Linked DNA regions of Homo sapiens: region 1 is linked to region 2. Evidence: chromatin contacts called from ENCODE Hi-C data. All regions are on one chromosome and are shown on one strand. Each heading gives the region's core, a stretch centred on a gene start or an enhancer-like site at or near the end of the contact. The rest is flanking DNA. Distances are from core to core; before and after follow the strand shown.

What was found. Hi-C counts contacts between places; a loop is a spot of excess contacts on that map. Pooled maps may share reads with other maps.
Region 1: a loop to region 2 is called in a pooled map, with 4 times the contacts of the local background. The contact joins the promoter of APBA1 here to the enhancer-like site in region 2. A Hi-C loop is called at or near these places in 25 of 168 maps with a recorded cell type or tissue (A673, Calu3, GM12878 and 17 more), 17 of 37 single-sample maps with no recorded cell type and 37 of 50 pooled maps.

The regions. Positions count from the first base shown.
Region 1 is chr9:69,670,834-69,677,362 of GRCh38, forward strand. APBA1 (amyloid beta precursor protein binding family A member 1) reads right to left here and starts at 1,538. Exons shown (of 13, transcript NM_001163.4): 1 at 1,320-1,538. RefSeq lists silencers at 1,306-1,385, 1,566-1,615.
Region 2 is chr9:69,408,378-69,414,884 of GRCh38, forward strand. LOC124902177 (a long non-coding RNA gene) reads right to left here. Exons shown (of 2, transcript XR_007061568.1): 2 at 3,457-4,706. Among named protein-coding and RNA genes, the nearest start is that of ENTREP1, 86 kb to the left of the region's middle. Within about 2 kb of position 4,439, at least 3 of the 41 ENCODE cell types and tissues checked have a DNase peak (open chromatin) inside an H3K27ac peak, as active enhancers do; they include heart right ventricle and psoas muscle, where a contact is called at or near this core.

The sequences.
Region 1 (6,529 bases), core at 288-2,787, 260 kb after region 2:
GTCTCAGGAGATTTCAGTTTCCAAATGATACACGGCACCACCTAGCTATTGTGACAGCTGGGAGAGTGGATGTCACCAGCAGTAGAAATAAAGTATCCTGTTTCCTGAGGAAAACGCCCTGGCTGTGTGATGCTGACCAAGTGGGCACCAAACATTTCTCCGTGTGATATTTTTCTTCTTTTTAAAAGACCGCCCCCCGCCCCACCGCATCTCTCTATACGTATACACCTCCAGAGTTCATTCTAAAAGAACCAACACAAAGACCATCCATCCTCTAGCCATAAGGTTTTCAGTGCTTAAATGTGGAAGGAGAAGGTCTAGCTAGCATTGAAAGTTGTGGGGACAGGAAGAGGAATCTGATCATTCAACATCCTTCTCCTTCTGGTCAGACAAGAGAAAAACAATAGAAACTGCACAGTCAGGGAGTACAAGACCCTTATGGAACAGGTGCTAAGGAGAGAAGTAGTATCACAGGATGGAAGGCCCCTTCAAAACCAGGTACATTAGCAAGCCCAGAATGTGTAACGGTTATCCTATTTCCCTGCCATGTGCCTCAAAGCAACATGCTCACTTCCACATCCCCATGTCATGAGGCCAGAGGAAGGGGAAGCGAGAATCCCTACACTGGGCCATCCACACGCAGGAGCAGAACAGACACTGTGCTCAGAGTTGCAGGGTCAAAATAACAAACACTGTCCCACAGTCTTAGCCGGTGACATCAAGTAAGGGCAGCGGCAGATCTCTGGATTTGGGGCGCAGTTTGGGGAACGTGGATGCAACCACACGCGTACACACACATATACAGGATTTTACAAACCGGCCCCTATCCCACTGCCTCCCTCCACACTTCACACACCAAGTGCATCCTGCCCACCTCACCGTTTCCATCATCACATTCTTTCTCCAGGAGAGTCAGCCGAGAGATGAGGGGGTCCTAGCGGGGATTCCTGGAAATGTCACCCCCCAACACCTCCGTCCGCCACCCCATCCCCTCTGCTGTACCTTTTACACACACACTCTCACACACTCACTCCTGCCATGACTGTCATCAGGCCCGCCTGCTGCGCCCGAAGCCCGGCATCTCAGCGGGCACCGGACCCCAGGCGTCTCGCTCGCAACGCCGCCTTCCCCCGCCTCGCTAGCTGATGGTTCCAGGCACTGCCTCCTGGATGTCGCCTGCTGCCTCCGCTCCTCCGCACTATTGTTCCAGGCAGCCCCTCTCGCGTCCGGGGGCGCCCTTTGGCGAGGACCCGGGCTCCGTCGGGGGCCGCATCAGCGCCGGGCACCCCTTCTCACCCACCCCTCCCTGGCTGTGGTACCTTGCCTGACAGCTGGGTCCGCGGGCCCGCGGGAGCAGGCGGCGCTAGTGACAGCGCTGGTGCCAAGCCTGGGAATAAAGCTCCGCTCCAGCCGCTGCTGCCTCCAGCGCCACCATCTTCTCCCGCCGCAGCTGCCGCCGCCGCCGCCGCCGCCGGGACCGCAGCCGCCCTCGCCCAGCTCCGGCTCCGCAGCCGCTGCTCGGACCCCTCCGGTCTCGCGGCCCCACCCCCTTTCCCCACCCTCCCTCCCGCCCTCCAGCTAGCTCGCTGGCCCCTCGTGACGCGCGCTGGGGCCGGGCGGGCCTGCGAGGGAGGGCGCGGGGGAGCGCGCGCGCGCACGCCGCCTGCTAGTAGCGCCCCTGCCTCCCTCGCCCACTCGCGTGCGCGCGCGGCCCGCGAGCCCGCGGCGGCGGCGGCGGCACCGCTGATGTCCTCCGTGGGCCGCCGGCTGCAGCGCCCCTGCCCCGGCGCCGGTGGGCGTGCGGCACACCCGCGCCTCTCGCCTTCCCTCGCGTCCGGGTTCCGAAGGGCCCGCCCTGCCTTTCGGAATGGGTTCCACAGCCCCATCCTCTGGCTCCCGGCCGGACGCAAGGAGGGGAAAATGCAGCTGCATCCCCGAGGGGACTGACGGGGGCCTCCACCCTCCTCGGTGGCAACCCAGGTGGTCCCCAGTTTCCTAGCCAGCAGCTGTGGCCAACCTCTGCGCGAAGCAACGGGCCACGCTGCAGGACCACGAAGCCAGGCAGCCGCGTCGACTCCTGCAGGGTGTTCTCTCCGGAGTGACTCCCGAGCTTTCCCGCTTCCCAGGCCCCTTAGATATCGCCTGCGCTTCAAATTCGGAGATTGACGGCGTCTCCGGAATGCGTCGCAGTCCTGCGAGTTCTCCGCCAGGGGGAGAGCCGCGCGGGCTTGGGCCTGAGCGAAGACAGCCGGGCTGCAGCCCTCCAGGGGAACTGCCGAGTCCCGCCGGGGACAGCGGAGAGCCTGCGGATTGTGAAGCCGAGGAAGGCTCGGCTTGGTTTTCCTACCCGCTCCTCAGTTCTGGTTGATCGGAACTTAAGTGTCTTTGAGCCTAGCACAGGCCATCCGCCCTAGATATGGCTCCTAACTCGAGAGGCCACCCTTTGCGGCAGGGACCAGGTGGCAAGTGCTGTGCATTAATGAAAAGCTGTGGGCTAGACAGGCCCCGGGAGGCCTGGGCTCTGGCGCCAGCCCCACCTGTAATTGGCAATGCAATAGCTAAATCATTCCCCCTCTTAGAAACACAGATTTTTCCATAATAATGTTATAATGCACAAAGCCTTGTAGTTTGCAAAGCCCTCTCCGCACATGTATTCTCCAGTAAAATGAAGATAAGCGCTGGTTATCCAGATCCCTTGGGAAATGGATCTTTTACCACACCGTGTTTCCATATTATTTTAAGCACGTCTCTAGAGAAGTCTGGGGGTGTAGCCTAAAGCATTCTGAAAGTCTTGTTTTAGCTTTAAAATTCATATGAATTTTGCATTGTACTTTGTAATTTTTTTTTGCTTTAATAAAACAATAGCTACCTTCTCAAAAAGATTTTAGTAAAATTTAAAATTATATACTAGGAAGATGTCTGCTTGTCCTGTGACATTACTCATATTTTTTCCGGTGAATACTTATTTGGCATATGTACGAGCCAGACATGGTCCTTTTCCACCAGAGCTCACAGTACGCTGAAGGAAATAGGTATTCAACTATCAGACTGGCCAGGCGCGGTGGCTCACGCCTGTAATCCCAGCACTTTGGGAGGCTGAGTCCAGCAGATCACTTTAGGCCAAAAGTTTGAGATCAGCCTGGTCAACATGGCGAAACCCTGTCTCTACTAAAAACACAAAAATTAGCCGGGCGTGTTGGTGCACGCCTGTAATCCTAGCTACTCGGGAAGCTGAGGCACGAGAATGCTTGAACCGGGAGGCGGAGGTTGCAGTGAGCCGAGATCGCGCTACTGCACTCCAGCCTTGGTGTCTCAAAAAACAAACAAACAAATAAAACAATCAGACTAAGTGCAACTGTGATAAATTCTCAACTGCAAAGGCGCTAAGGTGCACGGGAAAACCTAATGTGGACTCTGGGACTAGGTAAGGCTTTCTAAGGAAATGACATTTCAGATCCCCCAGGAGAGGCAGCATTGAGACACTTCCAGGTAAAGGGAAGGAAATGTGAAAAGGCCCAAGCAGGTGGGGCCGAAGTGAGATGAGACTGGAGAGGCAGGCAGACTTTGTGGACCGTTTTTAAATAATGATTTTGTCTTATGAGCCTGGAAAGTCAATGAAGGGTTGCCAAGAGTTGGGAGCAGGCAAGCAGGATCACATTTCCGTTCCTGAAAGATGGCTGAGGTGGTTTGTGAGGAACTGATTCGTGGAGGGTCAGGATCCAGGGCGGAGAGAGTCTGAGCTTATCCTACTTAGTGAGTGTTTAGGGTTTTCTGTTTTTGCACTAACTGCTCTTTTGATTGTTTTTAGTTCTTGCCTCTGCTCTCCTGTGTACGCATCTAGGAGGCTTTCAGAGTGCTTCTCTGTAATAGTTTCTGTTTTGTTACTTTTAATCCACTGCAGTTTTAGGAAGGAAATGAACCCTGTTAGAATTTCAGGTTAAATAAGAGAATATAGGTTCTGAGTGAGAGGCTCTTTTCTGTGCATACACTTATTGCCATTTGGTTTGCTATCTCAGAGATCTTTCTGCTTATTTTCTACTTTTTGTGTTGCCTTTCCAGTTAGACTAGGTTCTTAGATGCATGAATAAGGGTTACATTATTGCTTTAATAATATCCTGGAATCTTACCTCGCAGGATTTTTGTGTAAAGAAAGTTATGTGAAATTTCTCTGCAAAGTATTCAGTGCCATATAAAGAAAGGTAATAATTGTTAGTTATAATGGTAGCTTAGAGACCTCCAAAACTAATTACTTACCAAATGTTCATATGTGGAAATTTCCCTCCCTCCCCCACCCCCATGAAAAACACATATTCCTATTTCTTCTGGATAGCATGAATCATTGTCTTAAGTGCTCTTGTTACTCTGTGCCTTCGCTGGCAGGAAACTCAAAGCCAAATTTTCAGATCATTGTAGGAAATGAGTGGATCCATATGGCATGTAGATCCATGTCTTAATCCCTCCTTTGGTCTTGTTCTATTCTATTTATAGATTTCCTGTGCCTGCTTTATTGATGTTTTTCTTTTTAGTAGATCTCTTATAAGGCACTCCAATCCACCACTCCAATCCACCTTCTCCTGTTAACAGGGTCGAAACTGCTATTCAAGTGTTTCAGGAAGCAGTATATAAAATACTGGCAGCCAGGCATGGTGGCTCATGCCTGTAATCCCAGCACTTTGGGAGGCCAACGTGGGAGGATTGCTGGGGAGTTCAAGACCAGCTTGGGCAACATAGTAAGACCCCCGTCTCTCAAAAAAAAAAAAAAATTAGTGGGCATGGTGGCGAATTCCTGCAGTCCTAGCTACTTGGGAGGCTGAGATGGGAGGATTGCTTTAATCCAGGAGGTTGAGGCTGCAGTAAGCTATAATTGTGCCATAGCATTTCTGCCTGGGTGATAGAGCAAGACCATGTCACTAAAAATAAAACACTGGCAACCTGCCAACCATTGAAGCAGGTAACAATAGTATAGACACTGTGCCAAGTGACTTGGGTTTAAAGTAAAGCCTTAACCACCACTGCATGTGCACCTAAAGTCTCCGTGCATGCCAGTATAAAACCTCATATTATTGGCAAACTTAAGTATGTCTCCCAATGGCTCATAGATAATCTCCTTTAGTTTAATCTCTGAGGTCCCAAACTCCATCAGCCTACACTATACCAATACAGACGGTTCCTGTCTTATGATGGTTCGACTTAGAAGTTTTTGACCTTACTTTTGGGCTTATCAGGGTATTAATTTTTTTTTTTGTCAGTGCCTCACTCTGTTGCCCAGGCTGGAGTACAGTGGTGCAGTCTTGGGTCACTGCAACCTCTGCCTCCCGGGTTCAAGCGATTCTCCTGCCTCAGCCTCCCTAGTAGCTGGGACTATAGGCGCCCACCACCATGCCCGGCTAATTTTTGTATTTTTAGTAGAGACAGGGTTTCACCATTTTGGCCAGGCTGGTCTCAAACTCCTGACTTCAAGTGATCCACCCGCCCTGGCCTCCCAAAGTGCTGGGATTACAGGCGTGAGCCACTGTGCTTGGCCTTAAATGCATTTTTGACTTATGTAACCCCACCATAAGTCAAGGAGTATCTGTATATGTTACCGTCACAAGCACTGTTGGTCACTTGGTAAAAGGACAGAGATTCAAAAACTTTTATTCATTTAGGGTTATTTTTATCAACAAAGACTTGAAGATTCCATGATTCACTACATCCATTCAAACTCTGCAAGAGTGTGACCATATCTTCCAGCTTTTGATATGGTTCTGGATAGCTTAAATTAGACATCCTTCTTCTGACATAAGTTGATACTTTTCCTTGATTTCAAGTTCTTTAGTGATTACCCTCTTTCTGTATCAGTCCTTGAGTTTATGAGCTGAGGTTGTATGTAAGACAAGCATAGAACAACCTTCGGTAATCTGGTTTCTCTTGAGGATTTCAGTTCTGCTAATATTTAATAATCCAGCATAATTCCTAACATATTGTATAGCCTTTTTGGTCACAGGATTTAAAGTGTATGAAAGAAATACACAATTATGACATGTATGTATCATAAACTTCAATAAATTTGCTTGTATATACAGATGCTTATTTCACCAGCTTTTTCTCTGGGCATGAAATCTGTCCAGAGAAATAATGCCCTTCTTTTCTTTTTTATTCTGCAAACAAGGTCAGGCTCCTTCTCTTTTTCTCCCACTGTGCCCTTTAATGAGTCCAACCAGAATTTTGTACTATGTGTTTATCTGATACATTGGAAGACATTCTGGTGCCCCATATGGTAATTCTACCTCTGAAAATGAAGTTTTTGAGTAAATAATGTCATGGGAACATATTGACTTTTAAAAATGGTTGTAATCCCATTCTCTGAACCATACTCCATGGCCAGGGGCTTGGGTTACACTGACTAACTTAAACCAATCAGCTCCCAGTCCTGGAGCTGGGTCAATCCTCCCCAAACCACATGGCTGATTGAGGATAGAGCAAGATCTGGTGACTACAAAAAGGGTGAAATGGAAAGAGGGAAACAAAAACACCACCTTCCCTGTTC
Region 2 (6,507 bases), core at 3,189-5,688:
ATTGTACACCTTGAAGGCGAGGTTAATTAAGTCCTGTTGTGGGGTTTGAGGGCTGGAATTTAATTTTTGGAGTTTCATTTAATGTCGGGAGCAGATTGGGTAATAAAATGTATATTGAGAATAAGACGGCCTTTTGACCTTTTAGGATCTAGGGCTGTAAAGCGTCTCAGGGTTGCTGCCAAACAAGCCATGAACTGGGCTGGATTTTTATATTTGATGAAAAAGAGCCTAAACGCTATCTGATTTGGGATAAAGAAAAAGGAGCATTAACCTTGACTATGCCTTTAGCTCCAGTCACCTTTTTAAGAGTAAATTGCTGGGCAGGTGGGGAAGGGCTAGTCACGGAACGAAACTGTAAGCCGGACCGGGTGTGAGGAAGGGAGGTGATAAAAGGATTATAGGGTGGAGGAGCAGAGGCTGAGGAAGAATTGGGACCTAGCTCGGCCTGGCGAGGAGGGGACAGGTTAGATGGGTCTGCAGAAAAGGAAGATTACAAAGACTCAGCGATGCTTGGGGTTGGGACTGAGGGGACAGGTGGGAGGGAAAGATGGAAGATTTGGGACGAGTCACATTGGGAACAGGGACTAGGGAGGGACCAATGTGTAAAAGAATGCCTGGACGTCAGGCACCTCAAACCGTTTGCCTATTTTACAACAAGAATTATTTAGATCTTGTAGGATGGAAAAATTGAAAGTGCCGTTTTCCGGCTATTTGGAATTACTGTCGAGTTTGTATTGGGGTCAAGCGGCATTGCAGAAGAAAATAAGACGCTTAGATTTTAGGTCAGGTGAGAGTTGAAGAGGTTTTAAGTTCTTAAGAACACAGGCTAAGGAAGAAGGAGGAATGGAAGGTGGAAGCTTGCCTATAGTGAAGGAGGCAAGCCCAGAGAAAAGAGAGTAGAGACACGGAGAAGGGGTGGGGGGTTCTTGTCCTCCAGAAAAGCAGAGAAGGGGTTGGGGCATGGAAATAAGGGGTTGTGGCACAGAGATAAGAGGTCGGGGCACGGAAATAAGGGATGGGGCGCAGAGATAAGAGGTCGGGGTTCCTGTCCCTCCCCCAGAAAAGTGGGACTTGCCGCTAAGGGTGAAGGACGAAGGCAGGTGTCCCTGCGTGGTCTGACACGTCTGAAACCTGGGTGAATAATCAGAGAGGTGTCCTTGCAGTGATTAAACACCAAGGGAAGGCTGCCTTCCCTAGTCCATGACCGGCGCCGGAGTTTTGGGTCCACGGATAAAACGTGTCTCCTTTGTCTCTACCAGAAAATGAAAAGAATTGAAATTAAGAGAAGGGAGAGATTGAAGTGTGACACCAAGATTGAAACGAGAAAGAGGTTGAGGGATAGTGAGGGAGGTTGGAGAAGAGAGTAAAAAGAGGCCGCTTTTCGGATTTGAAATTGGTGAGATGTTTCTTGGTCTGGTTGGTCTGAGGACCTGAGGGCATAGGTGGATCTTTCTCACGGAGCAAAGAGCAGGAGGACAGGGGATTGATCCCCCAAGGGAGGTCCCCCGATCGGAGTCACGGCACTAAATTTCACTCGCGTCCATGTGAAGAGACCACCAAACAGGCTTTGTGTGAGCAATAAAGCTGTTTATTTCACCTGGGTGCAGGCCGGCTGAGTCCGAAAAGAGTCAGCGAAAGGAGATGGGGTGGGGCCGTTTTATAGGATTTAGGTAGGTAAAGGAGAAAGGAAGGTTGTTCTCTGGCGGGCAGGAGTAGAGGTCACAAGGTGCTCAGTAGGGGAGCTTTTGAGCCAGGATGAGCCCAGAGAAGGAATTTCACAAGATAATGTCATCAGTTAAGGCAGGAAGAGGCCATTTTCACTTCTTTTGTGGTGGAATGTCATCAGGAATCAGCCATCTGGATGTATACGTGCAGGTCACAGGGGATATGCATTAGGAAAGATTTAGGATTTAAAATGGCAAGAAAAAAAATGGAAGTAGGCCTAATATCCAGCAAGAAGAATAAATTATTTTGCATTAACATTTTAAAAAGTTGTATATAAGCAAAAATTTGCCAGGAGTGGTGGCACGAGCCTGTAATCCCAGCAACTCGAGACGCTGTGGCATGAGAATTGCTTGAACCTGGGAGGTGGAGGTTGCAGTGAGCCAAGATTATGCCACTGCACTCCAGCCTGGGCGACAGAGTGAGACTCCTCTCAAGAAAAAAAAAATTGTATATAAGGTAGCATAATATATTGCTATTAAAAATGTTTTTAGGCCAGGTGTGGTGGCTCACGCCTGTAATCTCAGCACTTTGGGAGGCCAAGGTGGGCGGATCACTTGAGGTCAGGAGATTGAGACCAGCCTGGCCAACATTGTGAAACCCTGTCTCTACTAAAAATACAAAAATTATCCAGGTATGGTGGCAGGCACCTGGGAAATACACATGGTCCACACAGTTTAAATGGAAATATATTGAAGGGCCACAGTGATTCTCTCTGGATATTGAGATTATATGTAAAGATTGACATCTGGCTCTGACCATGTCTCATGATCTCCACTGTGTCCTCCTCAGAACAAGCCACCACCCTCTTTACCCGAAGATTGCTTTTTCCCTTTTTACAATGTTTCTAAATTTCTGTCAATGTTCATGTGAATATGCATTTGTCTTACAGTCAGAAAAATTGTTTCTAAATAAAGATTGAAAATTGATTTAAAACAAGGATCTGCCCAATATGATGGAGAAGGGGGGCCTGAAGAAGCCGATTTCGAGCAGAGGACAAACTACTTTGGAAGCAGGGGGCAGAACTTGCTCTCTGATTGGGTGTGGGAGAGAGGCAAGAGTCAAAGTTAAATTCAGCCTCACCTCTTCAGCCCTCCTCAGTGCAGCAGCCCGAGCGGTCCTGTTAAAACAAGTCAGATCACATCCTCCTCTGCTCACTGCCCCCCAGTAGCTCCCACCTTGCTTGGCATAAACACCAGTATTCTTAGAGTCACTTCACAGCATAAACTTTCCCACCCATCCTAGTGTTGTCTCTCAATTCAGGACCTCTTCCCCTCTCCCTCTCACCCTCCCTCCCTCTGCTCTCCTCACTTCCTGGAAGAGGCCTAGGAGTTCTTGCCTCAGGGCCTTTGCACCTGCCAGCCGCCTGTCTGTTTTCCCTGTCTGTTTTGCCCTCTCAACTCCTTCAAGTCTTGACTCCAGTGTACCCTTCTCAGTGAGGGCTTTTCTGGCTGCCCTCTCCAAATACATCCCTCTAGAACTCTTATCTTTTCCCTATTTTTTTCTCTTCGCACGCTCCACAACTTAATTTAACTATCTCTTTTACTTATTTAACTTGATTTTTTTGTCTCCCTCGCTGGAATATATATAAATAGCAGGAAAGCAGGGATTTTGTTCAGTGAGGTCTTCTCAGCTCCCGTCACAGAATTAACCGCAGTCAGATGTTTGCTGACTGAATGACCATAATCTAAGAACCTAAACATTCCATTTACCACAAAAAGACCATCAGATTTATTCATCGTTTAGTAAAAGACATTTATTTGATGGCTAGACTTCTTTCAATAGTAAACTCTCTTGGTAACATTTTCACATTATTTCTTGGTCACTTTCTTTGTTTTCGGGGACAGCATAATTTAGAGACTAGAAATTGCGGGGAGGTGGTGGTAACCGGGTCCGGTCTCCGGCCGACGGGAGGATGGGGGCCACTAGGGCCGTCAGATCTCGCCGCGAAGGCGCAGAGCTTGGGCTTGCTGGTTCCAGCGTGGTTCCCACCTCCTGGGGAGCGGGGGGCTGCGCTACTCAGGGCGCTCGCTGCTCCCGTGGCGGTTTATGGCCTGTGTGGCCTGGACGTCGCGATTATTGTCCAAGACTTTCTCCTAGCAGCAGTGGCAGTTCCGGTTCTGCTGGCGAAGGTGCGGGTCTAAGAGGCGTAGACCGTTTTCCCCTGGGGGCTTGTGGGGATCCAGCGCCCACCAGAGAGGCGGCTGCAGGCTAACTCCACGAGCCACTCGAGCCAGCTGTGCTCATGTCTCCCTTGGCCCTCCCCGCTTCTGGTGCAGAATGGAGCCTCCCGCGTCCCAGGCCGGGAAAAACGCGACCCCCATCAGATTGGCTGGGACCCCCAGGATCCCGGCTATTGGGAGACGCTGCGCTGGAGGGAACGTTTTGGAACGCGGGGTGGGGTCGGTGGGCGCTTCCCTCCTGCCTCTGGGCTCCAGCCTGATGTCTCCTCCCTGCCTAACTAATTTCGAATGGAAATAACCTGAGGAGTAAAGCAGCAGAAGCGGTCGTTTTATTCCATGCCCACCCTCGCCTACTATAGATCAGCCGAGAGAACACGGGGGACGGCTTTCTCTATTACTAAAGGGAACTGAGGATGGAGGGGGAAGGGGACTGGGCAGTCCTTGGGGAGGGAATCTAGACCATGCCAGGCCCCAGACTCCTTTCCCGGCAGGGCCTATGTCCTGGGGTTTATTGAAATCGTTGCTGTATTCCCCCGCGGCCCACCAGGTGGCTGTAGCGGGTCACACATTGGGCTGGAGAAGGCCAGGAGAGCCAGGGCCGGAGAAACGCCTCGTCCACTTCCAAGCAGGGCGAGTCCCAGTAGCCTATGGGGACTCCAGCCTAGGACGTGGGCCACCGAGGCTCCTAGAATCATCGTGGCTAACAGCCATGGAACGATCGCCACGGTCCTTGCATCCGCAGCTCCCAGCACCGTGGCTGGCACCAAGCAGTGCTCCGAAGCTTCTTTCTGGGAAGGAAGGCTGAAGGGTGAGAACGCAAGCGAGCAATGAACAGCAGTTTCCAGCTGCCATCACCCAGAGCTCTTCTTTAGTCAAGAGTGAAATAGAATAAAATGGAACTGAAAATGGACTTGGTCCCTTGGGCCCCATGTCTAACTCTAGCCTACCTTTCCTGTCAAACTGGGTTGGCTGTGCTCCCCACGGCCAAATCATCCCTCTCCCTGGCCCCTGCTCCCCGGAGGCTGCCCACCTGGCTCCCGCAGCTCCATCCACCTTCCCCAAGCTCCCTGCAGGTTCTGTTCATCTTCTCCCTGAGATGTCATTTGTGCTGAGCAGTCTGCCTGATATTTCAGCTACCTGGGTACCTGTGGGTCTCACCCCTGATCACAGGCTCCTCAGGGAAGAGGGGATGGGAAAGTACAAGACAGAATGAAGTTTGTGTCATCACTCTGGGATTTTGGGCAAATTACCTAGCACATGTGAGGTCAGTTTCTTCATCAGTAAAATGGGGATAATACCTGCTCTGTGATATTGCTGTGCAGTTAAGTGCTAGAGCCTATGCAGCTCATTTGCCTGGCATCTTATAGGTGCTCAAAGAATGTTAGTTCTTATCATAACTGTTAGTGAGCTTGGTTGGAATGGTGAGTGGTTTTTTTTTAATCACTTTTTTTTTTAAAATTTTATTATTTCTATACTTTAAGTGTTAGGGTACATGTATACAACGTGCAGGTTTGTTACATATGTATACATGTGCCATCTTGGTGTGCTGCACCCATTAACTCGTCATTTACATTAGGTATATCTCCTAATGCTATCCCTCCCCCATCCCCCCACCCCACAACAGTCCCCAGTGTGTGATGTTCCCCTTCCTGTGTCCATGTGTTCTCATTGTTCAATTCCCACCTATGAGTGAGAACATGCGGTGTTTAGTTTTTTTGTCCTTGCCATAGTTTGCTGAGAATGATGGTTTCCAGCTTCATCCATGTCTCTACAAAGGACATGAACTCATCCTTTTTTATGGCTGCATAGTATTCCATGGTGTATATGTGCCACATTTTCTTAATCCAGTCTATCATTGTTGGACATTTGGGTTGGTTCCAAGTCTTTGCTATTGTGAATAGTGCCGCAATAAACATACGTGTGCATGTGTCTTTATAGCAGCATGATTTATAATCCTTTGGGTGTATACCCAGTAATGGGATGGCTGGGTCAAATGGTATTTCTAGTTCTAGATCCCTGAGGAATCGCCACACTGACTTCCACAATGGTTGAACTAGTTTACAGTCCCACCAACAGTGTAAAAGCATTCCTATTTCTCCACATCCTCTCCAGCACCTGTTGTTTCCTGACTTTTTAGTGATCGCCATTCTAACTGGTGTGAGATGGTATCTCATTGTGGTTTTGATTTGCATTTCTCTGATGGCCAGTGATGATGAGCATTTTTTCATGTGTTTTTTTGGCTGCATAAATGTCTTCTTTTGAGAAGTGTCTGTTCATATCCTTTGTCCACTTTCTGATGGGGTTGTTTGTTTTTTTCTTGTAAATTTGTTTGAGTTCACTGTAGATTCTGGATATTAGCCCTTTGTCAGATGAGTAGGTTGCAAAAATTTTCTCCCTTTCTGTAGGTTGCCAAAATTTTCTCCCTTTCTGTAGGTTGCCTTTTCACTCTGATGGTAGTTTCTTTTGCTGTGCAGAAGCTCTTTAGTTTAATTAGATCCCATTTATCAATTTTGGCTTTTGTTGCCATTGCTTTTGGTGTTTTAGACATGAAGTCCTGGCCCATGCCTATGTCCTGAATGGTATTGCCTAGGTTTTCTTCTAG